Linked DNA regions of Homo sapiens: all the other regions are linked to region 3. A link is a loop called in an ENCODE intact Hi-C map of the cell type or tissue named here. Cell type or tissue: ascending aorta. All regions are shown on one strand. Each heading gives the region's core, and the rest is flanking DNA. Links, peaks and the distances in the headings are about the cores only. Region 1 holds the start of RORA (RAR related orphan receptor A). Region 2 overlaps RORA (RAR related orphan receptor A). Region 3 overlaps RORA (RAR related orphan receptor A).

Evidence for each region. A loop is a pair of places that touch in the nucleus more often than their neighbours do. Peaks named below come from ENCODE experiments on the same cell type or tissue, not always from the same donor. Only the 100,000 strongest peaks of a DNase experiment are listed, where the experiment ranks them.
Region 1: it touches region 3 in a loop (2.0-fold over the local background); 2 of 110 quality-filtered maps call a loop at or near these places.
Region 2: a loop joins it to region 3, with 2.6 times the contacts of the local background. A loop is called at or near these places in 8 of 110 quality-filtered maps.

Annotation. Positions count from the first base shown.
Region 1 is chr15:61,223,586-61,233,755 of GRCh38, reverse strand. It overlaps RORA (RAR related orphan receptor A), which reads left to right and starts at 4,454. Exons shown (of 11, transcript NM_134261.3): 1 at 4,454-4,703. The coding sequence starts at 4,538. In ascending aorta, for the core only: CTCF peaks have their summits at 4,293 and 4,500; DNase peaks (open chromatin) are centred at 4,056, 4,265, 4,545 and 6,300; H3K4me3 peaks cover 3,556 bases.
Region 2 is chr15:60,939,728-60,949,897 of GRCh38, reverse strand. All of the region lies in intron 1 of RORA (RAR related orphan receptor A), which reads left to right. Among named protein-coding and RNA genes, the nearest start is that of RORA-AS4, 180 kb to the right of the region's middle. RefSeq lists an enhancer at 2,173-2,930 and a silencer at 4,394-4,688. In ascending aorta, for the core only: no CTCF peak of the experiment used is centred there; a DNase peak (open chromatin) is centred at 4,527; H3K4me3 peaks cover 816 bases; H3K27ac peaks cover 255 bases.
Region 3 is chr15:61,034,734-61,044,903 of GRCh38, reverse strand. The region is part of intron 1 of RORA (RAR related orphan receptor A); the gene reads left to right. It overlaps LOC107984805 (a long non-coding RNA gene), which reads left to right. Exons shown (of 3, transcript XR_007064660.1): 2 at 3,770-10,065. Among named protein-coding and RNA genes, the nearest start is that of RORA, 190 kb to the left of the region's middle. In ascending aorta, for the core only: no CTCF peak of the experiment used is centred there; a DNase peak (open chromatin) is centred at 6,276; H3K4me3 peaks cover 485 bases; H3K27ac peaks cover 2,450 bases.

The sequences.
Region 1 (10,170 bases), core at 2,038-7,037, 190 kb before region 3:
TGTTCATCTATGGATGAGGAAATATAGGCATAGAAATGGTTAGTGACTTTCCCTTGGCCACATTGCCAGCACGTGGCAGAGTTGGGCGTTGACTTCAGGCAGTCTGAAGCCGTCAGTCACATCATGCCACCGATTAGTTGTGTGGCCTTGGGCGAGTCACTTTTCTTCTCTATATTTTCATTTCCTCACCTATAAAATGGGCATGGGTGGAGTGGATCATCCAGGGTGGACACTGCATGTTTCAATCTTCGTCTTTATTTCCTCATGTCTGGCAAGTCTGGCTCTCCTGTTACCACCCAGGAGGACATCAGGTTCACATCACTGATTCTCTGGCTGCTTCTTACCCTGGACTTTACCAGCTGGGGGACAACTTAATGACAAGCAGTGAGATGGAGCCCCTCCCATGCCCAAGAGCAGTGCTGCATTTTCATTGGTGTGTCTTCTATTTTCTGCACATAGCCCAGCTTCAGCTTCTGGATGCTTTCTTGAAAGAAGGAAAACTTGTTGTCTGGGCACTCAGTTTTAATTTTCTGTCTTCTTTGTTCTTGTGCATGTTGTAGAAAGCTCCATACTCCCAAGGAAATTCTACTGTATATTTCCATCATTTCCCTTCTCTCCCTCTCAAGAAATGCAAGAAAATAACTGTCAACTTTTTTTGCATATATAAATTTTAACAGCACATACATGCTGATGAATCTTTTATCCAAGAAGGAAAGGCTTATTTCAAGTGATTGAAAGTTGAAATGCTTAGGTTTTCATTCTTGTTGGATAATGGAATTACCGTGTGGACATGCTACTTTTTGATGACTTCATCAACTGCATTTCCCAAATCCAGTAACTGTAATGAATGCCTACTATGTGCAAAGGCACAGTCCCTGTTTTTAAGGAGCATGTCTTCCACCAGGGAGGAAAAAGCAAATGTTCAAACAACCACAATACAAGGTAGATTGAGCAGACCAAATGCCTTAGGAGGGGTGCACAGCACTAAGATAGTTAAAATATTTGGTTTGGGGTAAATCAGGGAAGGCTCCACAGAGGAGCTGTCATTTAGAATTAACTTTGAAAGGAAGGTAGATTTCAGTAAACAGAGAAGGCAGGGAGGGCCTTTAGGGAGAAGAGGCAGAGGCAACTATCTATGTATCATGGACTAGAAGTAGGAGGGGGAGCAGGCAGCAGCATGTGGCCTGGCCTGAGTACTGCACATGGATTGTGGAGATTACATAAGGATGTAAGACAGTTTGACAAACTCCTGCCAGGAGTGTCACACTCCCTATCCTCCACCCATGGGAGATAACATAAATCAATCACAGCCCACACCTTTCCACATGACGAGATCGACTTGCCATCCTTGGTATAGGAGTGCAGAGATAGGGAGATAGAGCCTTCAATACCGCGTTGACTAGTTAGTTGTTAATTGCATGGGCAATGGGGAGCCATTAAAGTCTTGTAAGTAGGGGAGTGACATGGTGGGAAATGAGAGCTGTAGTTCAGGGTAATTAACTTGGCAGTACTATCTGGAATGGATTAGAATGGTTATAAGACTGAAGGCCAGTTATTTAAGAGGTTACTGAGATGGTTTAGGTGAGCAATAATGTCTGGAACTGCATGGATGGCTGCAGAAAGGAGGGGCATATGTCATGTAGGTAGAATTTGTAGCACTTGGCAAGCATGTTAGGATGTGGAGAACTAGGGGCAGGAGCAAAAGAGAGGAGTCAAAGTTAACTTTGAGGTTCCCAGTAATTACCTTAGAGTAGGAGAAAAGTAATGTTACCATCAGGAGAGGAGCCTGGGATTGGCAAGGAGGTAGGGGGCGATGGCTGTGGTGTTGCAAAGAGGAGTTACAAAAAAACTGAAATTAGGCTGATCTCTTCCACAAGCATAGCTTTTCTAAGCCATTTTCAGGGAACTCGGTGCAAAGTAAAATAACCATTTTTAAGCAAACACTGTTGCCCTTTGTCAATGAGCAGAGTCTAAGGAAGGCTCCCATCTCTTCAAATATTTGGAAAATTGGAAAGCCTTAATTAGTAATCCGAAAGGGAGCATGACGGAAGGAAAGAAATATAAACCTAATCACTGTGCTTTTCAGGTTTCAAATGCTTCCCCAATCCAGGTAATTTACACTTTAGTCACAGTGATTGACAGTCAAGGAATGTATCTAACTCACTTTTATTTTTTCCCTTGGGGAAAGCACTTGAGTTCCCAATTGTTTTAAATTGCAGAAGCAGTAATTGTCTTAGAGAGTTAGGAGAAATGGCTTTTTGGAGCTGCGATCTTTTTCTGAAGGGAATATAGAGTCTATTTTAATTGATTCAGGTCATTATGACTATTTTCTAGATGGTCTTTTCAGGGTGACTAAACATCACCTTAGTTAAAGGAGAACAGTAAGAAACTCATTAAAGGTCCAAGGGGAACAGACTTAATAAAAAATGTTAACAAGTTGCTACTGGTACCTAAAAGGAAACCAGGGATACTTTTTAAGTCACTTGCGTCCCAGATAGAATTACTGGTGAAATTTAATGTGACGAGTATTTTTTAAAGTATTCTAAAATAAACATGAGGCAGCCAATGTATTCTGAGATGCTCACTGTCCCAGAGGAAGTTGTTTCTTAAACTGTACACTTTGATATATTTGTTTCCTTAGAAAAGTCAAGTGTAACAAGCTAGGTCAATTGCATCAAGAACATTACTAACAGGCTAACCAATGGTAAATGTTGTGAAGGCTACTCTGGAAATCTGTGCTTTCACGTATGGGGAAACCCACACGTCTGATTTGGGATGGAGGAGACAATTGTGCATTGTTTGTAGGCGCCAACAGACAGGCTAAAGCCAGGGATCCTTGCAGAGACAGGATTAAGGTATCAGGACTGTTCACATCTCATTTACATCACCCCGAAGAGTGGACCACAGGTTTTGCTGATTAGTACACAGACTATGGCAAAGGGCATTGTGTATTTGAAATAAGATCAAGATCAGTAACAGTAACAGAAACTATGTGTGAAATTTGGCATATGGCGGTTCCTCTGAAGGATTAGCTAACTGGGTTTCCCGCACTTACTATTTTTTAAAGCATTTTTCCAAACCAGGAAGTTAGCAAAAGAAAAATGTCCCCCAATTCCCTCCGCCTACCCCACGTTCTGAAGCACATATATTTATGCCACCTTCTGGCCTCTAATAATATTATTTATTGTCAAAATTTTGGATCCTTTTGAAAGGAAGGTGGGGCGTATTTCCACAGTGTCTTCGCAGGCAAAAGAAAGTGGTAGATTGAGTATGAAGGCAGACAAATCAGGCTACTACCATTGGAGTATTTTCCATTCTTTCAATTTGTATTGTTCCTTCATCTTGGAGTTTGCAGTCAAGGTAACGATGATGCAATTATCTGCTTTCCTGGAGTTTTAGGTACCTACTAGGGGATGAATGTATTTCAATGGGAGGAGGGTGTAGAATGATGCCTATAATAATACGAATTATTAGGAGCTGTTAATTATCTGAATGTTATCCGGGCATTAGTAATGCCTCTCCAGTATATCTACCTTTTATGGATGAGACTGTACATTTAATAGGAAAAGTACCAGTGGGAATTGACAATTAGCAGCCACGCTTGAGCTAGATGCAGCGTGGCATGTTTTATCCAGCTTAGATAGTTGTCGACCAAACAGGCCAAAGTTTTCTTCAGTAGAAAATGCCCTGCCAAATGGTTTCTGGATCCTTCGCGGACAAACAGCAAAGGAGCTGAAAGCGACCTCTTTCAACCATGCCAGAAACTGTCCATGGCGCTTCTAGATTCACAAAATCTGTTTTAGACACAGATGTCTTTAACCAAGATTGGAAACCCACTGGCCGTCCCATCCCAAAGTAAAAAGTGCCACGTCCTCCCATCCTCCGCCTTCCTTGGGATGTCAGCCCCGTTCTAATTCCTTTTTAGTTTCTCCTCAGCCCTCGGCAGGGCTGGCAGGGGGCTACCTGCGATTTCCCAACGTGGACGTGGACAATCGGATTTGTCTCTACCCAAGCTGGCAGCGGATGGGGACGAGTTCTGTTCCCGAGAGAGTCTCAGAAGTAGGCACGGAATCATCTCACCGATTTTAATTTCTGTCCCTGGGCTGGGGAGAGGGGAGGATTGGGGCGCGGGAGGCTCTGTTCTCCTCCTCCCCTCTTTTCCCCACCTCCCAAAATTGGCAGCCAGTCTGTGGCTCTCGGTCTGGGGTCTGGAGGGTGGGGAATGTGGGTGTGGGGGCCGGCTGGAGAAGCTCTCGCTAGCGCTGCCTGTGGCCAGACCCGCCTCTTGTCCCCTTTCGGGCGCACACACACGTCCACCCAGACACTCCGCGCGCTCCCTCGCGCTTTTGCTTGCCCGCCCGCCGCCGCCTGCTTTTTCCCTCCTGCTTTCGCCGGTCGCCTTCTCCTTCTTTTTTTTTTTTTTTTTTTTTTTTTTTTTTTTTTTTTTTTTTTGGTACCATAGAGTTGCTCTGAAAACAGAAGATAGAGGGAGTCTCGGAGCTCGCCATCTCCAGCGATCTCTACATTGGGAAAAAACATGGAGTCAGCTCCGGCAGCCCCCGACCCCGCCGCCAGCGAGCCAGGCAGCAGCGGCGCGGACGCGGCCGCCGGCTCCAGGGAGACCCCGCTGAACCAGGAATCCGCCCGCAAGAGCGAGCCGCCTGCCCCGGTGCGCAGACAGAGCTATTCCAGCACCAGCAGAGGTAGGAGGCTGGAGAGGGGCTGGGGAGGGGGCGGCGGGAGCCCGGGCGCGGAGCGGGGGGCGGCCGGGAGCGGGCGCCCGGGGCGCGGGGTCCGGCGGCCGCGCGCGAGCCTGCGGCGGCGCCCCGAGCCCGGAGGACCCCCCTCCCCTCCCCCCTCCGCCCCCCAGAAATGTTGCAAACTTTTGCAGCCCGTTCTCGGCTTGCGGGAGCAGAGTGGGGCGGGGGAGGCGGCGGGAAGGTTGACAGCCGGCGGGCTCACCCCCCTGGCTTTGATTTTTCTGCAAACACTGGAGGAAAGCTGCGTTGCCTCAATTAAATACGCTCCCCCAAAATACGGAGATGCGGGGAGTGGGGGCCCGGGAAAGAAACTTTTAAAGCGGCAGTGTCCTTTTAAGAAGGGGCAAAAAAATCTGTTTATGGCCACCCTCCTTCCGCTTTACCTTTTCTCCTCTTGACAGTTTCGGCCCTGGCTGCCCGAGTCGGGGGTGTGTTTTCGGTCCCTCTCAGATCTGGGCGGGGGGCGGGAGGAGTGAGCGACCTGGGAAGTCCCGGGGGTGGAGAGGGGGCGCTCCGGGGTCTGGGGGCGACGTGGACACCTTCTTTGGAGCACGGCGGTGCGTTTGGGATTTGAAGGAAGGGCCGAAGGAAGCGGGGTGCGGGCGGGCGAGCTGTTCGCCAAGTTGTCTGGCGGGCGCGGCGAGGGGAGATGCGCAAGTTTGCAGACCGGGGGTTCGGAGCCCGGCGCCCAGGCTGGCGGGGGGCGTGTGCGCGCCAACGCGCAGAGGGCGGCGGTCCTGTGGGGCGCTCCACGCGCATCCGGAGGGAGCGTCTACAAAAGCAAGCACCGAAACTTATTTCTGCTCTGGGAATCCTTCCCTCTCGGAGGTTCCAAGCATTTCTGCAGGAACCTGGGGATGGTCAGTGCAAGTTGTATGCTGGTTGGATAGTGCAAGCAATGTTTTCTCCTCCCCTGGCGATTTTTACTCTTCATTTTGGTGTTTGGTCTGTGTCTGCGTGTGTTGGGGGGGATGGGGGGGACTCAGTTGCTCCCTCCTTTCCTAAAGTGAGCTGTTGAGGAAAGCTCACTCTTTCTTGAAGGTATTGGAACCTGATGTGTGTTTTTCTCGAGAGTGGGGGATTATTTATTTGAATGCGCCTGGAGTTTGCAAAGAACAGGAGGAAGCTACAGCTTTAATTACTGTTGTAAATAATGTATAAATCGCGCCTGTCACTCCGGAGGAAGCGTGCTCGCGCGAGCCGCCTGGAGCTGGGGACGGAGAGGATTTCTCCAGCCCCGGCTTGGGTACCGGCCCAGCGCGCCCCCTCCTCTTGCACTCGGCTTCTGGCGGCGGTTGGGGAGGGCTGGGTAGAGGCGAATGGGGGCCCCAGGAACTGCTCCCTTCCTCTCGATGTTGTAGTTGGAGGTAGGAATATGGCTGATCATGTGCTGGCTGTTTTACAGTATCCCCCCCCCCACCTTAGCCACACCCCCTGTCCAGGCGCTTTCCCATTCACGGAATTCGAGTACAGTAAAAGCCATCAGGATGACACACGCGAAAAACATTTAATTAAAGGCGATTTCCAAAGGGTGACCGCGGCGAACCGCGGTTTCAGCGGGAGGGGGGCGGCGAGGGCTGGGACAAAAGGGAAGGGGATGAGGGCTGGGGGCCTGGACCTGCCGCTAGCTCGGTGAGTTTGTGTGCGGGGAGCTTTTGGCTGCAAAGAGTATATTTAGACCCTGAGACGGTGGATTTGGAATGCGAGCGGGTTATGTAACAGGGTTAATCAGAAACACTGGAGAAAATCCCCTTCATGTGTTTCTGGGGCTTTTTTTTTTTTTTTGGAATGGGGGGGACATAGTATTTAGGAAGCTGCACTAATTTTTGGTTTGTGCTGCCACCTTTCTCCTTCTTGACCCCCCCACACCCTGTGTTATTAACATCTTCAGGTGTCATTCTTGCCAGAAGGTGTTCTTGCAAGCGATCAGGGTGGCAGGCTGCAGAGCCGACTAGCAAATCCGTAACTTGCTGTTCTTGCAAATTATGTAACGCCGGAGCATTCAGTGCCACCAGCCCCCTTAGGCTCAGCAAAAAGGGGAGAGGGGCATAGTAGGAGTGGGATACATCTTGCACAGCTGACCTGCTGACCCATATCCCCTTCCCCCCACCCTCTGCCCCCACCCCAACTCATTCTTTGAACCAGCCCCTGTCTGTCCCTCCTGGAAGATTTAATGGGAGGGGGGTGGTAAGGCCCAAACACTCAACTCACATCCTGCACGCAGGCACTAGGTTATATAACAGTCTGAATGGAAAAAGGAAGGTCAGAGATGGAGGCATCCTTTAGCTAACACAGCAGTAGTAATAGCTTCCAGAAATTATGTGCATTTGCAGACTTTAACCTCAGATGTAGCATCTGCTCCTCAGGGGTACCAATCTTTATGTGTGTGAGCTAGGGAGAAAAAGAGAGAATGTGTAAGTATGCCTGGTAGTTGAGAGTGATTTGAAAATGGGAAATGTTTGGGTTTTCAGATGATGTAATGGAGTTGGCAGAATATGCAAGCCGGCTCCCAGAGTGTAAGCAGTAAGAAAATTGGAGCTGGCATCCAGTATTAATGTTGCATAAATTACAATATCGGAAAGAAATTAACCTACACACTAGGTGATTATGCCTTTTAAATACTTAAAACATAAAGGCACACAACTAGAAAGGAAAAGCAAACATCATCACCTTATGATTAGCATTTTCAACCTCCAGGAGGGTGGAGTGGAGTTCTTGGCATTGGGTGAAATGGGAAGCTTTCTGATTTGGGAGATACTTTCCAAAGGGTAGCAGGTTTAGCTTCTACCCAGTCAGTGTTTGAAGTCCACAGAAATTGTGGTCTGAATTCTCATGACATTGCAGTGACCTCATGAGACATTACCTAGGTAGACTTGAGGCTACTGTTGAATTCCTCCCTCTTGGGAATCCAAGTGTGGATGCACTGTGTACCTTTATTGCCTGAGCTTACAAAATCAGGTGTGTGACTTTATAATCTGAAAGACGACCTTCCCCTGTCCATAAAACTGCTGGGAATGTTAGCAGTTTTAATGAAACTCTTCCATTTTCTAGGTGATATTAATGATAGCTGGTGTCACTCAGTTCCATCTTAACAACACAATGAAAGAGAAAAAAGAAAGGCAGGAAGCGACAAGGGAAGTAGGAATGAAGCGGAAAAAAAACCACAGCGAATCTTTAATTTAACAAGGCTTTCAGGGACTTCAGGGAGCCATGAGCCTCGTGACATAACTGTTGTTAAAAACCCTTTTTCAGAATCTCGTTATTATATGTGCTTGCCAGAAGCTTACATATTTTAGTTCAGTGAAGTCATCCACACAGGGCTGTGTACCACCACACAGTTGGTTTGGAACACCAGTGCTGAAGGTTGAAGGCTTTTAGGGCCGGCAGACCTAAGGGAAAAATCGAAACCAAAAGATGGGATTAACAGTGAAAAGCTCAGTTGGGTTGAGATCGAACCCCCTGGAAGCTCAGCTTAGATTGACTTAAAATCAGTTAACAGGGCCTGTAGTTTATGTGTAGCCCTGAGGACTTCTAGAACCACATACGTCTTTGACTTTGAAAGTGCGTGGCCTCTCTTGCCCCCTTCAGTTTTGGCTGATTCACTTTCTAGTAGGTGCTCTTACCTAGCAATTTAGCGCCCTTTCTAGAGATTGATTCTCAGATCAACTTTCCTCACATGGACCCGGCTCGCCACAGTGAACAAATGATGCCCCATAGTTTGAAAGAGCTGCTGACTGGGAGAAAAGCCTTTGCCAGAGGGATAAAATAATTATTTTTTAAACTAAAGGACTTTAATTTTCCGGTAAATTGCTCATAAAAACATTTATAATAATACCCTTTAAAAATGTAATATAATAATTATAGAAAAGGCATTTGATGATAGTTATGATAACCTTTTCTGTTGCTTCCCCCTTATTTCTTAAAAAAAATTGAATTATTAATCTAGAATTCAAGTCCTGAGTGGTTCAAAACATCTATAGGAGACTCTTCTAATGTTAGTCACCTGCTGGAATTTTCCAATACCTACTGGCATGGTGAGGAGCCCTTGGCTTTAGAAAATGCCTCTACGTCTGAAACTGAAGTATGGAGCCTGCATTGAAGCCCCTAACGATGAGACCCTTCAGCTTGTTTTCAAGGTAGCAGAGGTGGGGGCTGTAGCACACACTTCTGGTTCCACACTAGACTCCTGAAGTGGGACACAGGGAGGCGTGAGAATGTTAATTGTAATAGATGTGCCTCCGGATAAAAATGTTCTGAGGATTTTTAGTGACAGCTGAATCACTTTTGGAAGCAAACTGCCCTCTGTCCAGAGCTAACCTTTGGAATTCGAGTGAGACAAGCCCATGGGTTCTTTTCCTTGGACATGTCACTTCTGAATTAAGATCCACCTTCTCCCATTTTTGTGTTTAGGAGCTTGCGGTACCATGTTGACAGGAGAGATGGAGTTGGAGGTTATTAGAGGTTCATATGGTATGGTATCTTAAGCATGTGCCATGTGTTCTGAGTTTACTCTTCCTTTCCCCCTTCATCTTCCCAGGCTACTTGATGAATTGAGCTTCTTAGCTTACACTTCTGTGGAAGCCAAATGCATAACCACATTTCCCAGGTATCTGGGGAAAGAGCTGTAATGTGATTGCCATGTGTGCAAAAACAAATAATAAAAAAATTTATAGGAAACGCACCTCTCCTATTATGACATATCTGGCTGTTCACATTCATTGTCTCCCATGAGCCAATATACAGGGACTTTGAGGTAGACCTCATCTGCTCGCTCACAGATTCCTGTCCCATTCATCCCAGATTAGTGATAAAGTGTGCAGAAACAAGGAGAGTATTTTTGAAAGGCCTTCAAGTGTTGGAGTGAATACTCATCCAGAATTTGGAATACTTTTCTGAATATGAAGATTATCTTCCTTACTCAAAATTTAGGAATAATACTCTCTGTCTCTCATTTTCTCTTCTATCATTTTTTAGTGGTTTTTTTTTTTTTGATATCTAATTCACGCAGGAAGTGTTGGTTTAGAAATGAGCTGTTAAATTTTTCACCCATCTTTTTAGGCTGTATGTTAAAATAAAATTGTATTTTTAAAATTAATGCTTTAAAAAAAACCTGAGAATCAGTGTTTAAGTGTTGATTAATACACAGTAAACCATGATTTTTCTCTAAGGGTGCCAGGACATTACTGATGAGTTGGTTTTTCTGACTAACAGTAGATTAACCCAAAGTATTTTTTGTCCTTTACTTGTTGAATACGTTTTCTAAACGTACTAGTCCCGTTTCCTACTCTAGAAAGAACACTGAGAATGTAATTGAATCTTTCTTTGAGGTTTGAGAATCTTATGGTGCCACAAGGTCACTGTTCTGAGTATGAATTCCAATTGTACATTATAGAACTGTAAATGGACACAG
Region 2 (10,170 bases), core at 2,651-7,650, 94 kb after region 3:
GACTGTGAAAGTTTCAATAGTCTTAGATCCTTCTCATCTCTTTTACAAAACCAGCGTTGGTGACACATAACAGATGGTATGAAATGGAAGCCTTATCAGTTGATTTCACTTATAAACCAAGTGCAGATAAAGATATAAGGAGGAGCAACATGGGAAATGTAATGCTAAAGATATGTGGGAGTGTGTCAACACCATTTCTAACACCACACTATGGGATCTGTGGCAAATGCAGCAAGACACCAGTTGACAATATGAAGGTTAGGAAGCTTTCTCTCAATTCATGCTCTGTATCCTGCAGTGGAGTGTCCAGCTCAGAGTTCAGACGAGGCTACGACAATTGGAGCAGAAGTGGAGAGGGCTCTGAGTTGTACTTTGTGTCCACACACAGCAGCTGCTCTGCTGCTCGGGTCCAGGGCTGTGTGGCATTTTCACGTGTGTAGTGATACTGGGCGCTGAATGGAGTGGGGAGGGAACACGATTTGGGCAGTTTATTTTTACGTGCTGAGTTTTTTTCCACTTTAGCTCCATATTGAGAGGTTTTATCTGTGTGAAGCAGTGCTGATAAACAGCCTGATTTGAGAAGCCAAGCAAGATTTGGCCTGGCAACTTCTGATGTTTTCATCATGGATAGTAGGAGACAGTTTGGCTGGGCTGGGAATCACGTGGGGTTCAGCTGCCTCAACACGTTAGGCTGTGAGCTTCACGGGGAAGGGGCCATGTCATAGGGGGTGTGTGCTACTGGGTGTAACAAGGTGCCTGGTGCATGCTAGGTGCTTCAGAGATGTTGGGGAAGGAAAGAATGCAGGACTGGACACCACTACTGTGCTGTATCTCATCACTCCAGCACACCTTAGGAAGAAAGCTCATATTTCTTCATCTTGTCCACCGCTCAGAATATACTTCTACTCAACTCTGCCTGTTTCCTGTTTGCCTGTTCAGATCCTTATATCTCTCCTGCTCTGGAACAACTCCTTGACAATTCCAGCTTCCATTGATTCCTCTCCTGCCTGAACTATCAGTCTCTTCTGCATCCATCCTTTAGAACCAGGAGAGAATAGAAACAGGTTCTAGTTTCTAGTTCTTTAATGGGTTTGTGTCTGTTTCTTGAAAGCAGAGAATAGGACCGTATCTTATATTTGTTGTGGGGGATGGGAAGAATCTAGGGCTAGAATTGGAAGATCCAAATGTGTGACCTTGTTCTTTCCCTTAATATTTCTATTATCTTCACCAAGTCACATAACTTGTCTAAGCCTCAGTTTTTTCATCTTTAAAATAGGAGAAAATGGTACTTGTCACAGTAGGGTCATAAGTGTTAGATGAGGTTGCTCATGTAAAAAAGTCTGGCATAAATTATATATTGTTGTTTCTGTTGTTACTTATCCCTGACAGACATTTGCACTAGCTGGGAACTTCATCTATTTTTAGTTACTATTTGTTGAGTGACTGAGGAAATGAACCATGGAGAGTATTTTGCCTTCCAGAAGTGACTTCTATAACTCATTTGTAAATGTTGGCATTTTGGAGTGGAAAGAAAAAATGTATTTATTTCTTCTAAATGGATGATGCCTTGTATTTGCATCACCAGAAAAAGCAGAGACATTTTTTCATCCAATTTTATTTTTCTTCTTTAACACCTGTGATTTTTTTTTTTTCAGTCATATTTGCCTGGGAATAAAAAATAGGCTCTCCAGGTAGTTTTGTCCCCATCCATCCTCTGGAAAGAACTTTAAATGCTCCCTTTCCCAAATGTCTTTTAAGCAATCTGGGCGTCTTGGGCATGTCTCGCATGACCTGGTTGTCTTAGCCGTCTTCACTTTCTCTGTGGCTCTCAGTAACATCTTCAGAAGCTGCAGCTGCCAAAAAACAATGGCTTAGCCATGACATCCAAGGAAATCATCAAGGCATCATCCACCCCTATAGATGCCCACAGGTGGCCATAGGGGTGGTGTTGTTGTCTGTGGATAGCACTAATGCCACTTCTGATGCCCACAAATAGCTGCCCCTGAGGCCCCAAGGCCCCATGCCCTGCCTGTTAATGATGCCATTACTGCTGCAACTCTTCCCAATACCTTGTTTAGGTACCATCTCCCACTGCGGAGGCTGCAGGCAGCACAGCACCCAAGACTGCACTTTGCACTAGCCAGGTGCTACCCATGACTTCTGGAAAACGGCCCTTTTTTGTTTCATTTTTTTTTTTTTTTTTTTTTTTATTGATCATTCTTGGGTGTTTCTCGAAGAGGGGGATTTGGCAGGGTCATAGGACAATAGTGGAGGGAAGGTCAGCAGATAAACAAGTGAACAAAGATCTCTGGTTTTCCTAGGCAGAGGACCCTGGGGCCTTCCGCAGTGTTTGTGTCCCTGGGTACTTGAGATTAGGGAGTGGTGATGACTCTTAACGAGCATGCTGCCTTCAAGCATCTGTTTAACAAAGCACATCTTGCACCGCCCTTAATCCATTTAACCCTGAGTGGACACAGCACATGTTTCAGAGAGCACCGGGTTGGGGGTAAGGTCAAAGATCAACAGCATCCCAAGGCAGAAGAATTTTTCCCAGTACAGAACAAAATGGAGTCTCCTATGTCTACCTCTTTCCACACAGACACAGCAACAATCTGATTTCTCTATCTTTTCCCCACATTTCCCCCTTTTCTATTCGACAAAACCGCCATCGTCATCATGGCCCGTTCTCAATGAGCTGTTGGGTACACCTCCCAGACGGGGTGGCGGCTGGGCAGAGGGGCTCCTCACTTCCCAGAAGGGGCTGGCCGGGTGGGGGCTGACCCCCCCACCTCCCTCCCGGACAGGGCGGCTGGCCGGTCGGGGGCTGGCCCCCCACCTCCCTCCCGGACGGGGCGGCTGGCCGGGCGGGGGCTGGCCCCCCACCTCCCTCCCGGAAGGGGCGGCTGCCGGACGGAGGGGCTCCTCACTTCTCAGAGAGGGCGGCGGGGCAGAGACGCTCCTCACCTCCCAGACGGGGTCGGGGCCGGGCAGAGGCGCTCCTCACATCCCAGACGGGGCGGCGGGGCAGAGGCGCTCCCCACATCTCAGACGATGGGCGGCCAGGCAGAGACGCTCCTCACTTCCTAGACGGGATGGTGGCCGGGAAGAGGTGCTCCTCACTTCCCAGACTGGGCAGCCGGGCAGAGGGGCTCCTCACATCCCAGACGATGGGCAGCCAGGCAGAGACGCTCCTCACTTCCCAGACGGGGTGGCGGCTGGGCAGAGGCTGCAATCTGGGCACTTTGGGAAGCCAAGGCAGGCGGCTGGGAGGTGGAGGTTGTAGCTACCCGAGATCACGCCACTGCACTCCAGCCTGGGCAACATTGAGCACTGAGTGAATGAGACTCCGTCTGCAATCCCGGCAACTCGGGAGGCCGAAGCTGGCAGATCACTCCCGGTTAGGAGCTGGAGACCAGCCCGGCCAACAAAGCGAAACCCCGTCTCCACCAAAAAAATACGAAAACCAGTCAGGCGTGGCGGCGCGCGCCTGCAATCGCAGGCACTCGGCAGGCTGAGGCAGAAGAATCAGGCAGGGAGGTTGCAGTGAGCAGAGATGGCGGCAGTACAGTCCCGCTTCGGCTCGTCATCAGAGGGAGACCCTGGAAAGAGAGGGAGAGGGAGACCGTGGGGAGAAGGAGGGAGAGAGAGGGAGAGGGAGAGGGAGTCGGAGTCATTTTGGTTTTATTCATCCATGCAATTGCAGCTGCTCTCCCATGGGACATAGGACACTCAGGGTGGGGGACGCTGTGCGGAATCACCCTCAGCACACCCGCTGATCCTGGCTCATTATCTTTGATTCAGAAAGGTGCACTTGGCTTCACTCTCCCCTTGGAATGCATCTTCTTCCTGGAGGTTCCTTGGTTTCTCCTGCATATAACCCACCTGAGTGCTAGAGTGAGCCCAGCCTGAACTCAGGGTGGGGAACCTGGTACATTCCTGACTCGTCAGTCTGCCCAGCTGCTGGGAGAACTTATGAGCATCATCACCTGTGTGAAAAAGTCAGGGAATAGATTCTGCCTCATAGATTAAAAGCTAGGTTGATAGGTTAGCTTGCTTCTGGCTCTTCTGGCCAATTAAGTGATCCTGGCTTTCCCACAAACAGAAGTGACCTCTCGATTTCAGGTCTCATCATGTGCACTGGGATAGACAAGCATATGTACCATTGTGAGTTGCCTTGGGTTTGCCAAAAAAGTGCCCCTTGAGTGAACCAATTATTTTCCCTTTTCCAAAGTACAGTTTTGTCTGCAATCCTTTATTTCTAACACTACTTCTGAATGGAACATATTGTTATGCATGGCAGGGATGGGGAGCAAATGGGAGGAATTTGGAGAAAGAGCCGTTTTCCTCCCCTAATGGTGAAAAGTATTTTTTCTAACAAGCACTGTTCTCGGTAGTTGTAGCCTGGAGAGCCTTATCCTTTCCATCATCTTCTTGTCTGCAGCAGCCATGATATAACAACGTTTCCCCTGACGGGAGCTCATGCAAGCCACTGTGTCCTGGAAGAGAGCCAACCTGGTATGCTGGCCAGTTGGCACCACTTGCCTCCATGCAAGAAGCCAGCACTGTGCCTTGTCCCCAGAGATATCAGCCCTGTAATGTCCAGCTCGTGCCAACAGGAACCGTGGAATACATATTTTCCTTTAAAAAGAGAGATGAGAGTTCCTGTTCTTTCCCATGATTTGTGCAGTTTATGTGATCATGAGTTTGGATTTTCAGAGAGAGGGTGGGGAGGGAAATTATATTTTATAGGTTATCTATATGGGGTGGTCCAGCCCCATATTGCTGGATTTGCTGGGTATATTAAACTATAGCCTTCCTCCTCTCTGCTCTTAAGCCAATCAGCTCCTAGCTTTCTCTGCTCTAAAACCAAAGTGGGCTGTTTGTTTTTGTTTCAATCTTTCATTTTGCTCCTATCGGGCATCTGTTATATCTCTGAGCTGTGGACCCTATGGAAACCTTGATATGTCTGCATGCTCCACCTGGTGCTATGCCTAGGTCAGTCAGTGGGAAGTCAGACCACGTTGGGCATGCAGCATCTCAACCACAGGAGTCTGGGGTGCAGTTTTAAGTGTCACTCTTGTTGCTGACATTTTTCTATCCTTCTGCAGGGACGATTATTGGAAATGGTGTATTGCCCTCTGGGAATATGGGAAGCATCAGACAGGAATTCTGGGCCATGCTGCTTTTTTTTTTTTTTTTTTTTGGAGTACAGTGGTATGATCTCAGCTCACTGCAACCTCTGCCCCTTTTGCTCAAGCAGTCCTCTCACCTCAGCCTCCTAAGTAGCTGAGATCACAGATGCTTGCCACCACACCTGGCCATTTTTTTCTTTTTTGTATTTGTGGTAGAGATGGGGTTTCACTATGTTGCCCAAGCTGGTCTTGAACTCCTGAGCTCAGGTGATCCACTTGCCTTAGCCTCCCAAAGTGCTGGGATTACAGGCTTGAGCCACCGCATCTCGCTCCGTGCTGCTTATTGTATACGGTTTTCTGTTTTTTACCACCTGTAACTCCACCCATTAAGGCAGTTTGTGCAGAGTCCCTGGCCCTTAGTACGGTGTTCACTGTGGCCAACTGGGTCTAGACCAGTGGTTCTAGCTCTAGTTGCATGGGAGGATCTTCCTGGGGCTTTTAAATTATACTGATGCCCATGCTCCATCTCAGACCAGTTACATCAGACTTCCCAGGTGGGACCAGGGTGGCCTGGGCCTCAGGAATTTTTAAAGCTCCCCAGGTGCTTTTCATCTTCAGTGCATGTTACTGTTCTTCGGTTTATACAAATTCTTTGACAGATGGACAACTCATATGAGAGCATATGTGTGATTTTTCCTGTCATGATAATGGACGACTGACTGACTATGGCAAAAGGCCTCCATTTTATGGTTTGTTTAGTTAATAGAAGTGATATATTTATGCTCATTTATGCTCTCATCTGGTCCCCTTTGACCCATTACTCACTTTTTTTTTTTTTTTTTTTTTTTTGGAGATGGAGTCTGGCTCTGTCACCCATGTTGGAGTGCAGTGGCATGATCTCGGGTCACTGCAACCTCTGCCTCCCAGGTTCAAGCAATTCTCCTGCCTCAGCCTCCCGAGTAGCTGGGATTACAGGCACACGCTACCACGCCTGGCTAATTTTTTGTATTTTAGTAGTGATGGGGTTTCACCGTGTTGCCCAGGCTGGTCTTGAACTCCTGAGCTCAGGCAATCCCCCCACCTCAGCCTCCCAAAGTGCTGGGATTACAGGCATGAGCCACCATGCCCAGCCGACCCATTACTCACTTTTGCGAAATAGCTGGCTGAGGTTAAAGATGTCATCCTTGGAGAATAGAACTGAATGCGGGTCCACATTGGGCCAAGACCTTCTGTCTTATGCTCATTAGTACAGTCCTCTAAAACAGTGGCTGAACCTTCACATTGAAAATGTAATCCTCTCAAAACCCTGATCAAGAAATAACATCTCTTTTTAAGTATGACCTTGATACAGCAAAGAACAAGAGTGCCTCAGAAGAGTGACTACAAGAGCCAGAACAAGATTGAATAGAATCAGAATTGACGTTCCTAAGCTAACTTTAAAAGTGAAAAAAAAAAAAAATTAAGAAAGACATGTGAGAGGTTAAACCCCAAACCTGACAGTGTACTTTTAAAATGTCCTGCAGAACCTGGCAGTCTTCCTCAGCACCCTGGTTTTTGCCCCAGCATCCTAGCAAAGTCACCTTTCTTTCTAAACCACTAGTTGAAGGGCCAAGTCTCAAAATAAGAAGATGCTACTATGCATAGCTACTTGGACTTGATTTAGAACATGATGCCAGCAAAGATGGATACAGGTACCCTGACTCCAGCTTTCTTGATTTGGGTGAAGCAATTACAAAGGAGAGTTCATGCTAAAAATAGGAAGTTGTTATTCAACCATTCTATGAAGGCAGAAAAGAAAATCTAATAAATTTGACCTTCAGTGAGCTGCAATTTCAACTCTAACAGGGCTTCGTGGGCTTGATAATATTGTTAGCTTTATTTGTTCCAGAATGTGTAAGGCCAGCAAAGGCCAGCCTTGGAATTGTGTCTTATTATCTCTCCTTATGCCCAGTTGCCTGTGTCCTCCCCACCTCCATCCCAGGGTATGTCTGCATTATCACTTTTGCACATAAACCTAAAGATTAAAGACGGTGTTTGTTTTGAAGGAGGATAGGAAGATCAAGGATAAAGAGAAAACATGTTTGTATGTATATGCATATAACATTCACACAGCATTCTAACAGCCAATCTCTAAGTATCATCAGTAACAGGAAAATTCTTTTAAGTGATAATCTTATAAACTGATTACAGGTCACTGCTCACATGAATGTGTGCCTGAGGCTACATCCCTAATGTGAAGCAAAGTATAAGATACAAGAAACCTAAGCATACACCTTTTCATCCATGGGCAAATAATTGCCGAACATCTTGCTTAACACACATAATTCGCCTTATGAATAGAAACGTAAAACGGAAACCTGGTTCTGGTTTGACAATTTGACAAACCAGAATTTGACAATAAGCACTAGGGGGAAGAGCACTGATTTGGGATTTGGTCTGATAAGGGTGTATATCCCAGCTCTGCTGTTTACAGGCGAGGCAGCCTTGGCCTTGAGACATAAACTCACTAAGACTCAGTTTCCACATCTAGTTGTAAGGTCTGAAAGATCTACTGTGTGCACAGTAGCTGACCATTATGTAAGGGCTCCATAGATAGTTACGTTTATGATGAGCTGTGGCTTTTGCTGATATTTTGGTTTTCAACCAGATCTATCACATGAAAAAAAAAATTCCATGTTTTTAAAAAATTAGGGGGAATCTTCCGAAGATATTATGGATTAAGTTTTAATTCAATCCTTTAGGAAAGGTGAGTTTGCTTGAAGACTTAGCAGATTTTATGCATAGGAGATTTGCCTGCTCACTGGACTGGTGGGTAATGCAAAGATCAACAATTATCTTCCTAAAATGTCTGCTTTTAAAAACTATTTCTTGGTAACAACAGCAGTGCTAGTCACCAGTTTCCGGTTTGCACGTCTTTTCTTTTCAAGGGCAAACATTTAAAACCCTTCCTTACCTCCAGGATCTTTGAAGAGATGAAAAAGATAGATCAGTGAGGAGAGGGAGGTCTTGGGTTGCTAATGCTAACATGTGGAATGACTCATAATTGCGTAAAAAAGTGAGATCAAAAATTCCTTGTCTTGAGATCTAAAAGTTTTCTTAGAATACAAAGTGAGCACTCACCAAGGAACTAAAAATAAAGTACACTGGAGATCTTCCAAGAACACCTCTGGGTGAAAGCATCATAGAAACTGGCTGCTGTGTCCAGACAGGGAACTCAGCCCGAGGCTGTCTCATTGGGAGGGCCCACTGTTGACCATGGCACTGGTAGACTTTCCTCCAAGTATCTTAGGCCCCTTCACCCGGTTCTGTAGAACAATGACATTGGGACAAGCCAGATTTGGCCCTGGGGTCCTAATAGCTAAATGGAATCGCGAGACGCCAACACATTAAAGAGCTTGGAGTTGAGCAAAGACTGGCACAGTTGTATCATTTTGAAGCTTTAACAACCATTTCATCCAACCCTTCCACTTCAAGGACAAGGAACCTGAAGTCCAAGGAAGTGAAACCACACTCAATTTAGTGCCTTTTAGACCCAGCTTGAATTAACCAGAGGTTGAACTGCAACTGACAAGGCTTTTCCATCCCAGGGTTGGTATATGTAATAGCTTATCACCATGCCATAAAAATTATGAAGTGTTTGGTGTCTCCAAGCTTAGGTTCACAAAGTTGGCTCATTTGATTTTGTCTAATGAGTATAACTTGTTTTTCTATACAATACCACTTCTTTCTTGCAGGTCTGCTATCACATAGGAGAAAAATCATGGCCATTTGCCTTGGTCAACATTTGTTTTCCTTTTCTTCCACTGACTAAAATATTATGATTATTTATTTATTTATTTAGAGACAGAGTCTCACTCTGCTGCCAGGCTGGAGTGCGGTGGTGCGATCTTGGCTCACTGCAAGCTTTGCCTCCCGAGTTCAAACAATTCCCCTGCCTCAGCCTCCCGAGTAGCTGGGACTACAGGCACGCGCCACCATGCCCGGCTAATTTTTTTGTATTTTAGTAGAGACAGGGTTTCACCATGTTGGCCAGGATGGTCTCAATCTTCTGACCTCGTGATCCACCTGCCTCGGACTCCCAAACTGCTGGGATTACAGGCTGACTACAATATTATTTACATACAATGTAATCCAGTTATAAGCATACAGTTAGATGAATTTTGGTTATTGTTTACAACCATAACCACCATCTGAAACAATACATAGAACAGTTCCCTCACCTAAAATGTTCCCTCGGGCCTCTTGGCTCTCAATCCCGTCCCCCTGCAACCTGGCCTCTGGCTTCCACAGATCAGCTTTCTGTCTCTGTATTTTGCCTTTTCTAGAGTTTTATCTAAATACAATAATATAATACATATTCTTTTTTGTTCAACATCTTTCACCTAGCGGATGTTTTTGAGATTCATCCATGTTGTTGTATTATAATTTCTTTTTATTACTGGAATAGTATTCCATCGTATGGACGTACAGTTTGTTTATTCCTTACCAATTGATGGCCTTTGGGGTTGTTTCTGGTTTGGGGCTATTAGAAATCATCTTAGCCAACAATTTTATCTTTAATTTCTTTCAGTGATCTAATCTTGTGACCCAGCCTCTAATTTTTAGGATCTTAGAATGTTCACCATCACTATTAGAGTGAAACATTTTCAAAAAATGCTGATAGGGTTGGAGGTGTTGGCCCCTGATCCTCCCATGTGTGACTTTGGAAGTGATCTTCTACTCATCTTGAAGTAGCAATGCCAAGGCTCAAAGCTGACATGATGGCCTATTTAGTGTTCTGTAATGTAATTTACCACCAGGATAGGCCTTCGGGCACATGACAGAGTGCAACAAAATGCAGTATCCAATATTTATAGTAAATACACTGGAGTGGTTTTTTATCTTGCCTTGTAGAAATGTGCACACACACTGCTTTTCAGCCATTCTAAGTGCAAGAGGAGGGAAAAGAGGGAAGTCCAGTGAACGGCACTGTCCCGTGCATAAACATTGCAGGGGTACAGGGCTAGCACAGCCGACTTGGAACAACCCGGGAAGAGTT
Region 3 (10,170 bases), core at 3,244-8,243:
CAAGTAATGTTTTAGACCCCAGGGCAGTGCTTCACAGACTTTAATGTGCATGCAGATTACCTGGGGATCTCTGAAAATGCAGATTATGATTCAGTAGGTCTGGGATGGGGCCTGAGATTCTGTATTTCTAGCAGGCTCCTGGTTGATACACATGCTGCTGGGAAATGGAGCAATCATACCTGATGAGTGTCTAGAACAGTGCTGTCCAGTGGAAATATAGCGTATATATGATAAGCACAGACACAGTGTTAAATATTTGTGTGACCATGTTTTTTAAGAATTGAAAAGAAAAAGGTGGAATTAATTTTGGAGATACATTTTTTAACTCAATATATCCAAAATAGTACAATTTTAATGTGTAATTCATGTAAAAAAATTGAGATATTTTTATTCACTTCCAACTCAGGTGTGGATTTTGCACTGACAGCACATTTCAGTTGGGACTGGCCAGGTTCAAGTGCTCGGTGGCCACAGGTGGCTGGTAGCCACTGTATTAGCACAGGTCCAGATAATGTCCTCATCACAGGGCGACTCGGCAGAGTGACTCTGAGAGGAGCGGAAGGTGACATCAAGGTGTCTCTGAGAGGAGCAGAAGGTGATACCAAGGGCCTGGCATTTGGGTTACAGGGCCACGTGGCCTCCTCACTTGAGGAGCAGTCTGAAAGGCATGAATCTTAGACCAGCGAACTTCCCATCCCCTTGAGGAAAAATGAAATAAAAACCTCAGGACACAAGCACAGTCTCTTCCTAGCAGAGGAAGCTAATTGCTTTGGGGTAGGCCAGATTTCCTTTCCTTCCCAAGTGTTATGCCCATCCTGCTTCATTAAAATGGAATCTCTTTAAACCCTACAGGTGAGTTAGGGAGGGGGTGGGAGGAGCCTGGGGTCCGTGTTTGTGGCTCTTTTTAGGTTTGTTTCTGATGTCCAATCCTTTGAGCACAGCTTTGCTCTGGGAACCAAATCCTGACTTGTGCATTACTGCAAATTCTCTTGAAGTTTCAGACTGCTTGGGATAATCTGGACACAAGAGCAGGCTACACAGTGCTTAAGAGTCACCACCTGTCGTACCAGCCAAACAAAGCAAAGGGACCAGGTTAGAGGAGTTGGGGACATTAAAAAAAAATAAAACCCTTTGCTTCCTTGCCTCCTGCCTTCTTCTATAGTCCCTAGCCCCTGCACTCTGTGCTTTTATAAGTATATTAGAAGGTACTTTATCTTTACTGGCAGTGTATTGGGATGTGGCAAATGTACCTGCCGTGGGAGGGAACTGTATGACAGGCATAAACCCAGGCCACAGTGCATTTCTATGGTTAGGTGGAATTAGCTCCAATGTCTGATGTCCAATTAGCTCTGATGTCCAGGTATTTAAAAATTACTCTATTAGAGTAATACATTCTGAAATAGCGTTTAAGGGCTGGTCTAGTGACAGTAGAAAACATTTATGTAGCACTTCTTGGTTATGTTTTTAACCTTCTCTCATTTCATTTTTACAAAGTTCTTGACAGGTAAGTATTTTCTGGAGGAGGCAAAAGGACTGAACTGGAGTTCTCATCTGTGAGATGAGGAGTTGGGAGGCATGGATCTCTCCAGTCCAATTTGTCCTGTACTCTGTCATCTGTGGTTGACTTGTGCATTTGAATGTCCAGGCCCTGTGGGTTAGAGTGTTAGCTCTGAGGTTAAGTTACCTAGATTGGACGTGGGGCAGAATGTTTGCCCTCTGTAAATATCTGTTTTTCCATCTCTAAAATGGGAATGATAATTGCACCCACCACCTAGGGCTGAGATAGCATTAGATGAGATCATCTGTGTAAAACGCTTTTTAAGTTCTTAGAAGTCTTCCCATCACCATCATCGCCATTGTCATCGCCATGTCCATCACTCTCAGCCTGCTGTCTGTGTCTGACTGCAGTTATAAACAATGTGAGCAGGATGAAGGATATGCATAAACTTGCCCTTGCTCAGTTTCTCTGCTATCCACATACCCCAGTGCACTCTTTGATGCATTGCTTTAGAAGGGGAGAGTCTGGGTGTCTTTGCTACTGTTTCTATTTCCGTAAGAAAAATGGCCCATGAAGAAACTTAAAAACTGCAAGTTTGAATTTCTCCAGGCAGGCAAAAATGAGGTAAATAAAGTAAAGGACTTGGCTGGCAATTCCCAAAGAAGCAGGCTATGGAGGGACGAGGTCCCGAGTAGGTAGGAAGGCTTATCGAGAGAAGCTGCTGGTTCATGCACTGGCATCATCCGCTATTGAGTTATCTTGTGTCCGCTCAGCCAGCTAAGCACAAATTAATCTCTCATGGCTGACCAATTACGTACAGTCTTTTGTGAGAAAACAAGTTAAAAGAAATGCATTAGGTAAAGAAAGGGCTAGCAGCTCTTGAGGTGGGAGGAGGGTGGGCTCACACAGTGTTAGAAAGCATTTAACTACACATCCGTACTCCAGCGGGTAGTATCAGAATGTGTCTGAAAGTAACGATATCTAATTGTGTGTTTGTGTGTTTGTGTGTATGTGTGTGTGTGTGTATTTATTCATTAGGACTAGGGTGACCAGGCACCCTTGCCATCTTGGAACAGTTCCAGGTTACCACTGTTGTCCCTGGATAATTATTGATAGCACCTTCTTTCATGGTTTGGACAATAAATTATATGGTCACCTTAATTAAGACCACATAGCCTATCTGTATATATAACAAATACACATGATTTGTCATGCTTGGAAAAGTCTAATAGGCTATTGTTGAGGTATGCCTTTTTTGTTTTCTCTAGAAACATAAAATCAAAGTTGTATTCCGGAAAGGATTTAGCCTTTGGAAAAAGGCCAACCTAGACGCTATTGTAGAGAATGGCTGAGTGTGGTAGTTAAGAGACGAGGGTCTGATGCTGATCACGCAGGTTCCAGCCCCAGCTCTGCTATGTATCAGCTGTGACTCCTTGGGCAAGTTATTTAACCTCTCTGTGTTTGTTCTGTGACCTCTGAAAAGGGCATAGAGGTACCTACCTCATAAGATTAAAAGGAGGATTCAATGAATTAATAGTTAACACACATGAAACTGACTGACGTTAAGTCCTTAGTAAATATTTGCTATTACTTTAGTCCCAGCTTTATTGTTCATTAGCTGTTGGGGCATGGGGATGAACCTCTCTGAGCCCTATTTCCCTCATCTATAAAATGAACATACTAGCTGGGCATGGTGGCTCGCGCCTGTAATTCCAGCACTTTGGGAATGTGAGGCAGGAAGATCCCTTAAGCCCAGGAGTTCGAGGCTGCAGTGAGCTATGATTGTGCCAGTGCACTCCAGCCTGGATGACAAAGTGAGAGCTGTCTCTAAAATAAATAAAGTAAATAAATGAATAAAATAAAATGAACCAATGAATTTCCACCCCCTGGAAATATAATAAGCTTCAAATGAGATAAAATATGAAGAGTTTAGTGTGGCGCCTGGTTGTCAATGGATGCTCGACAAATGTTAATTTCTCCTCCTTTTCTTACTGCCTTCCTTCCTGCTTTCCTCCTTTTTTCTAATAGGATGGAAAGCACCTCTGATAGCTCATTGAATTCATCTCTCCTCCAGTTTGCTTGTTTCATGGAAGATTTAAAGTTGTTTTCTGTGACGTCACTGGCATGAGGCTGTGAAACCTACCAGTGAGATAAGTTAAGCTTCCTAAGGGTTACCTCTGTCATCTGCATGATGCAGAAAGACTGTGAGCCTGGGATGTGTGTAGTGATGACAGGCAAAGAGAGTTTTAAAAGTTGTCTTAATTTTTACAGGCTTCTGGAGGATCTGTTGCTGATTGCACTGGTGAGTTTTGGGTTTTTTTTCCATCTCCCCATTCCTGACTGTCTCCCCTATGGTTCACCCAATGTCTATGAGTTATTTTAGCTTCCAGTAATATTTCCATTTCAGTCAAAACAACAATGAAATAAGCCTGGCAAAGAAAAATCTATATGATAGCTGGTTTTACAAAGGAAGGCATAATTACAAAATACTATAGTTGCTTTTGGTTTCTGTGGGGTCAACAACACCTAACCAAGAGTTTTATCAATAAAAACAACCTTTGAAAAAATGAGTGATTATTGATTATGACTATAAAGTATAGATCTTTTGAAGTATCTGCATTCATTCAGCCTCCAGATGGATGAGTTTTTACTTGTCTGTAATCCATCCATCCATCCTTTCATTCATTTTATTTATTCGATGAATATTTTTAAGTGCTTTGTGCCAGGTACTGTGACACGTTCAGGGGATGAAATGGCAAAAAAAGAACTGTATTTGTCCTCATAGGGTGTACGGTCTACCTAGTGTACACATCACATGCTTGTCATCATTTAAACACACTCCAAGACTCATCAAATGTCCTGAAATGCATCAGAAAAAGAAAAAAAAATAAAGCCCGGAAGGAAATGGAGGGAAAAGATCAGTATTACATGTAGAAACAGGCAAAAAGCTTTATATCAATGTTTTGCGAGAAGATAAAATAGGTATCGTGAGCTGAGGTCAGGCAAGCAGACTAGAGAAATGAAGCAAGCATTTCATGTGAAAGCTTCCAAACTGTTCTTTTTGCAATTACTAGTTTTAGCTCAAGCCTGAACCCATATTCTTGCTTTGCTTTTTCACCTCATTTGCCTTAGACAAATTCTGATGGGATGTATTAGTGTCCCATATACCACCTACCTATTTAAGATAAAGCCTACTTACAGCTAATAGAAAGTGGCACTATAATGTATATTTCATATATTTTATATATATATATATATATATATATATATATATATATATATATATATATATCAAAGCTTGTGATCATAGCCATTAGAATTATGTTCTTGTAATATGGGTGATACACACAATTTACGAAGTTGGAATGTTTGGGGAGGAATGTAATTGGAAAACTACCATCAACAAAATGGCCCAAATTCTTTACCAAATAGCATTAGTTAACCAATGTTTTCTAACACTGATTGGCAAAGAAAGTGCATCAGAATTACCTGGGTCCTTTGTTAAAAAGGCAGATTCCTGGGCCCAGCCTCACCTGCTGAATGAAAATGTCTGGAGGTGGGATCTGGGGATTTGCATTTTTAACAGATTTGGTAAGTTCCCATGCACATTGAAGTTTGCAAACTATCAAGCTGGTCCATCTATTTTTTTTTTTTTTTTTTTGAGACAGAGTCTCACTCTGTCGCCCAGGCTGGAGTACAGTGGTGCAATCTTGGCTCACTGTAACGTCCACCTCCCAGGTTCAAGTGATTCGCCTGCCTCAGCTTCCTGAGTAGCTGGGATTACAGGTGTGCACCACCACACCCAGCTAATTTTTGTATTTTCTTAGTAGAGACAGGTTTCACCATGTTGGTCAGGCTGGTCTCGAACTCCTGACCTCGTGATCTGCCTGCCTCGAACTCATGACCTCGTGATCTGCCTGCCTCGGCCTCCCAACCATCTGTTTTACCAAGGAAGAATGTGAACCTCAGCCTCAGAGAACTGTCTCTGAGAAATGGACAAAGCAATAATGCAGTAAAAAGAAAAAAGAAAGAAACCAGACACCTTTCAGATTCTTCACAATTCCCAAATGCCAACATTTCTAACATTTGAGGTTGACAAGAGCCCAACTGTATTTTGCCAGATTTTTCCCCTCAAATTTTACCTCCCTCTCCCAAGCATTTTTAGGGAATTCAGTCCATGTGTTCTTGATAGTCCTGCACTAAACTTATCGAAAATGTCATTTTGTAACAGTGATTTGGTTGCCCTGTAGTGTTTCAAAATCTTTTGTTCCTCCTTAGAAACCAGAAGTTGTACTTGGCCAAGGACGAGCTAACCCCAAACAGCAAGAGGTTTGAGTTGGCTCCAAAGCACAAGCCTCACAAATATCCCGTGAGTCTCCCACAGGCTTGGGGCTCTCTGTTTAGAATTAGAACCTAATCTTCAAATATCCCTTTACCCTCTTGCCTCAAAAAGGAAGGCAGTGAAGAGCAGCAGCAAGGCATCCTGGATGAGCACTGGAAGGGGAGAATGCTCATGTTTTAGTCGTGGGCTTTCCACCAGTTAGCTGTGCAGCTTTGGGCAGATACTTGAACTTCTCTGGTGCTCTGTTTCTTCATGTTTAAATGAGAGGATTAAACTGTATGACTTTTGGGTCGAAAGTACGTCTCTGCCATCAGTATCATAACAATTATTGAAATTGCTGCCTAGAATCTTCCGCTACCACAGTGTATTTTGATTGGACTGTTTATTGCCTTAGCAAACACAATGCAGTGCTGTGTCTTTGGCATCTTGCCAGGAAAGATGAGCCAATTTTCTCGTGTTGCTTCTGGATGTCAAAACATTCTCATCTGACCATGCCACAGAAGAAGTTTGTTGAGAGTGTGACTGACTGACATAATGACTGATTGGCTGATAACGGCAGCTGACAGTGATTGATTGAGTGTAAAATTATCTGTTCTCATTACTTCTGAAATTGAATTCAGATTGGTTCTATTGGAGGGTTTCCATGGAGACCATAACCTGCTATAGCAAGTGTTTGTGGATGCAATGTTTTATTGTGATCAATACCTGTTTCCTCTGCTGGTCCAAAGAAATTATTAATGATTATAGTCAAGTAGAAAGAGGCAACCATATATAAGAAGAAAAAAACTCTCATATTTTGTCTCATTGCTACATAAAACAAATGTGGGCCTTCCCAGACTTGCGCTTTGGCTAACTAGTTCATAATACGTTCGATAACTTGCCATTCTTCTTTTGCTATTAATGCAGAGGGTTTGCTTTGGAAAAAAGAAAAGTATTTCTAGGACTCTTTCTCTCTTTGAAGAAGATCAGAATAATAGACGAATGTTCATACTTGGTTTTTTTTTAAATGCGATGTTACAGAAACAACAAACATTTAATCAAATCTTAAACACACCCATGTTAATGCAGAGACAGAGATGGTCCCTCAGGCTTTTTCTGGGTTGTTTCCATGAATGATAAAGTCATTAAACAATTTCATAGGCTTGCCTTATTGATCTCTCACAATGGCATGCTATGTCTGCTCTTCAGGAAAGCCTTTCCTGACTGCCCCCATCAGAGTTAATTACTACTTACTCTGTGTTCGCATGGCCTTCTTCCATCTTCTATTATAGCATTCATCTCAGGCCACCTTGCCTTACAATTACTTGTATCTCTTTTTCCCACTAGATTATGACCTCCTTGAGGACAGGGTGATTTTCTTGTTGCTCTTTGTATTATCCTCAGCATCTAGGTGAATCTCTGATACATCACAAGGGTTCAATAAATGCTCATTGAATTGAATTAACTGGATCTGCATTCCAAGGTCATCTCTTCCTAGACTGGTGTTGAATGGGATTCCCATGAAGTGAGGCAGCAGAGTGCGTGCTTGCTGGTTCTGTTGCTTTGTCTCCTGCCCTGTGGCTGCGTCTGTGCCCAAGAGGATTGTTAGGATATATTGTGCTACAGGAGATTGATATTGTATAGGATGTCTGTACAGCTTATAGACTGGTGCTGACCGTACTGAAATGATGGTGGGAGGATACCTAATAAGGATTCTATTTTATGCTTAGCTGTATTCATTCATTGGTTTGGTTGGAATCTGCTTCAGCGTACTTCCTCTACCCAAATTTGGCTCATTAGCTGAAATCACTTTGGGATGAATCCACTGTTAATAGTGGCTAACATTTTTCATGCACTTACGACATGTCTGGCACAGTACTAAGTACTTTACATATTTTTCAATTCTTACACATTGCTCCCATTATCCCATTTTGAAGATAAGGAGACTGAAGCACAGAGTGTTTATTTCCTAAGGTCACACAGCTAGGAAGTAGAGGAGCTAGGATTTGAATTCCTATAGTCTAGCTTCCTACCCCATTCTTAAGCTATCTACCCTGTTGCCGCCTGACAAAAGTGTGTTTCAAAATTTAATTCCTGAACTGACTGCATCAAAATCCCCTGTAGTGTTTGTTAAAAGTGAAGATACCCCAAGACCTACTGATTCAGGTTGTTTTCACCGAGGCCAGCAAATCTGCACCAACATGTTTTATTCTGTTCTGTACCTCAAGCTTTGATGCTGCTTTGTTTTCTTGTTTTGGGAGAAGGGCAGGGGTGGGGGTGGAGGCAAGCGAGTCCAATACTACAACTTTAGAAATCTCTGCTCTAGGGTGAACACTCTCTTTGAGACTTCTAAATTAAAGTCAAGTCTTTTGGATTTTTGTTTCTTTGTACTGCCTAACTTTAGAAAGACCTGGAAGCGGTAACATGAAAACATTTTTAGAGAGAATTACCAGGCATTTTTGGTAGAATGAGTGTTTAATGGAACAGTCCAGAGAACTCATCAAAGATGTTTATTAAAACGCGCAGACCTGCTCCAATTAAGGGCCCAGTCAGTGGTGTTAACAGTGAAGGGACTGTTCCAGAGGCGTGCTGCACGGGACGCCCACCCCAAATACAAATGGTTTGCCAGTAGCTCACAAATGAACCCCATTGCCTTGCACTTAAGCTTCCTGAAGCACATACATATCCTGCTTTGTGCTTTCCGCCCTATAGTAAACGCAAACCAATGGAGATGTGAAGCAATCTAATAGCAACAAGGCAAACCTCTACTTCCTCTAAAGAGGATTGCATCCTCTTGCTATCTTTGCCGATGCTCTCCTACAGACCCATCCCTGTCATGTCTTTCCTGTCTTTCTAGTAGAATTCTGGCTGCTCCCGTAGGACCTCCTTGCGGGAATTTTCCCTGGTTGCTGCCTCCAAGGAGAGGCTCCCCACCAGAAAGTTTTAAGAGGCTTATGCTTCTGGGGTTAATGCGGTCCTTTCTGTCACCTTGTTTTCTGTTCCTAGTTATCTTTCGGTAACTTTTTTCCTAAACTACTCTGAAAGGCATAGACTGTCTCTTGAAAGCTCATCTGTTCTTAACCCCTTTCCCTCATTCCACTGACTGCAGCATCTTCCACATACCATTCCCTCTTAGCATTTATGTCCATGTCATGCTTTTGTTGGTTTATTTGTGTATTTTCTGCTTCCCACCATTAGATCATTTGTAGAATTAATGAATGCCTATGGGTTAATAGATTTTTCGCTGTATCCTCTTTTCTCTGTATCTCTCTGCCCAGTTGCTTAGAAATGCTTCTGTTTGTGTATTTGTATCCACCTTCTTTGGGGAGAGTTATGACCCTGGTCCTTATGCCATCAGTGGTATTGCAATTTTGTATGTAGCATGACCATTTTTAAAAATGACATTTCATAGTGAGTGATTCAGACACCTATCATTCAGCTTACCTGCCGGGGCCCTCCAAAATGAGCAGAAGGCCTCTGTCTCATTCTAGAAGCTTGAAGGTCTCCACGTGGTTTGCCCAGGGGCCCACAACCTCCCTGCAGTCCAGGAGTGCTCCCATTAACCCCAGCTGTGTGATTCAGACCAGATTCTTAGGACTTTTTAAGTGAAATGGGACAGAAAATTGCTTGATGTATTTTGCCACATGAAGTACATTTTGCTGCCGCTTAGTTCTTTATTGTCGTTAGATTAAAAACTCTCCTAACGTTGTGTGGGTAAGTAAAAATCTTTTTATTTTTATCTGGTATGTTTTGAAAAAAAGGAAAAAAGAAACTAGACATTGTCAAAATATTTGCTTAATCTTGCAGATTTGGGAAGTTGTATAGCCACTCGCTCTGACAGACCAGAACAATGGTCATTAAATGAGAAGCAGATGTAATAAAGTATGCAGTAAAAGCCTTCTATTATGGGCTGGAAGGGGAAAAAAATGAGTTGTTAACAGAACACAGTAAGCATTATGGAATAAATCAGAACAAAACCATTCCCAATTACTGTACAAAGATAATTAAAGTCTACAATGCTAATTAAGGTCTGTTTATATCTATTTCTGTTTGTGTACAAACATATGCGCATAGTTAAATATTTTCCATTGTTTTTTATGTGATGCTAACTTCATAGTTGAATTTTTCTGAATTTAACTTTTGTTTTTATGTTACCAGGAAGTACAATCTCCAGAAAACTGAAACTCCAGCTTTTCCTCCTTGATCGTAGCTTATTTTTCTTGGCTAACTTCAGAAAATTCTTCAAGTATGTAACACTACTTCCTTGAGTGGATTTTTTTTTTTTTTTTTTTTTTTGGTCTGTGATGTTTTTAGTGGAATCAACCAGGGTTCCCAGCCCCCACTATTAAAA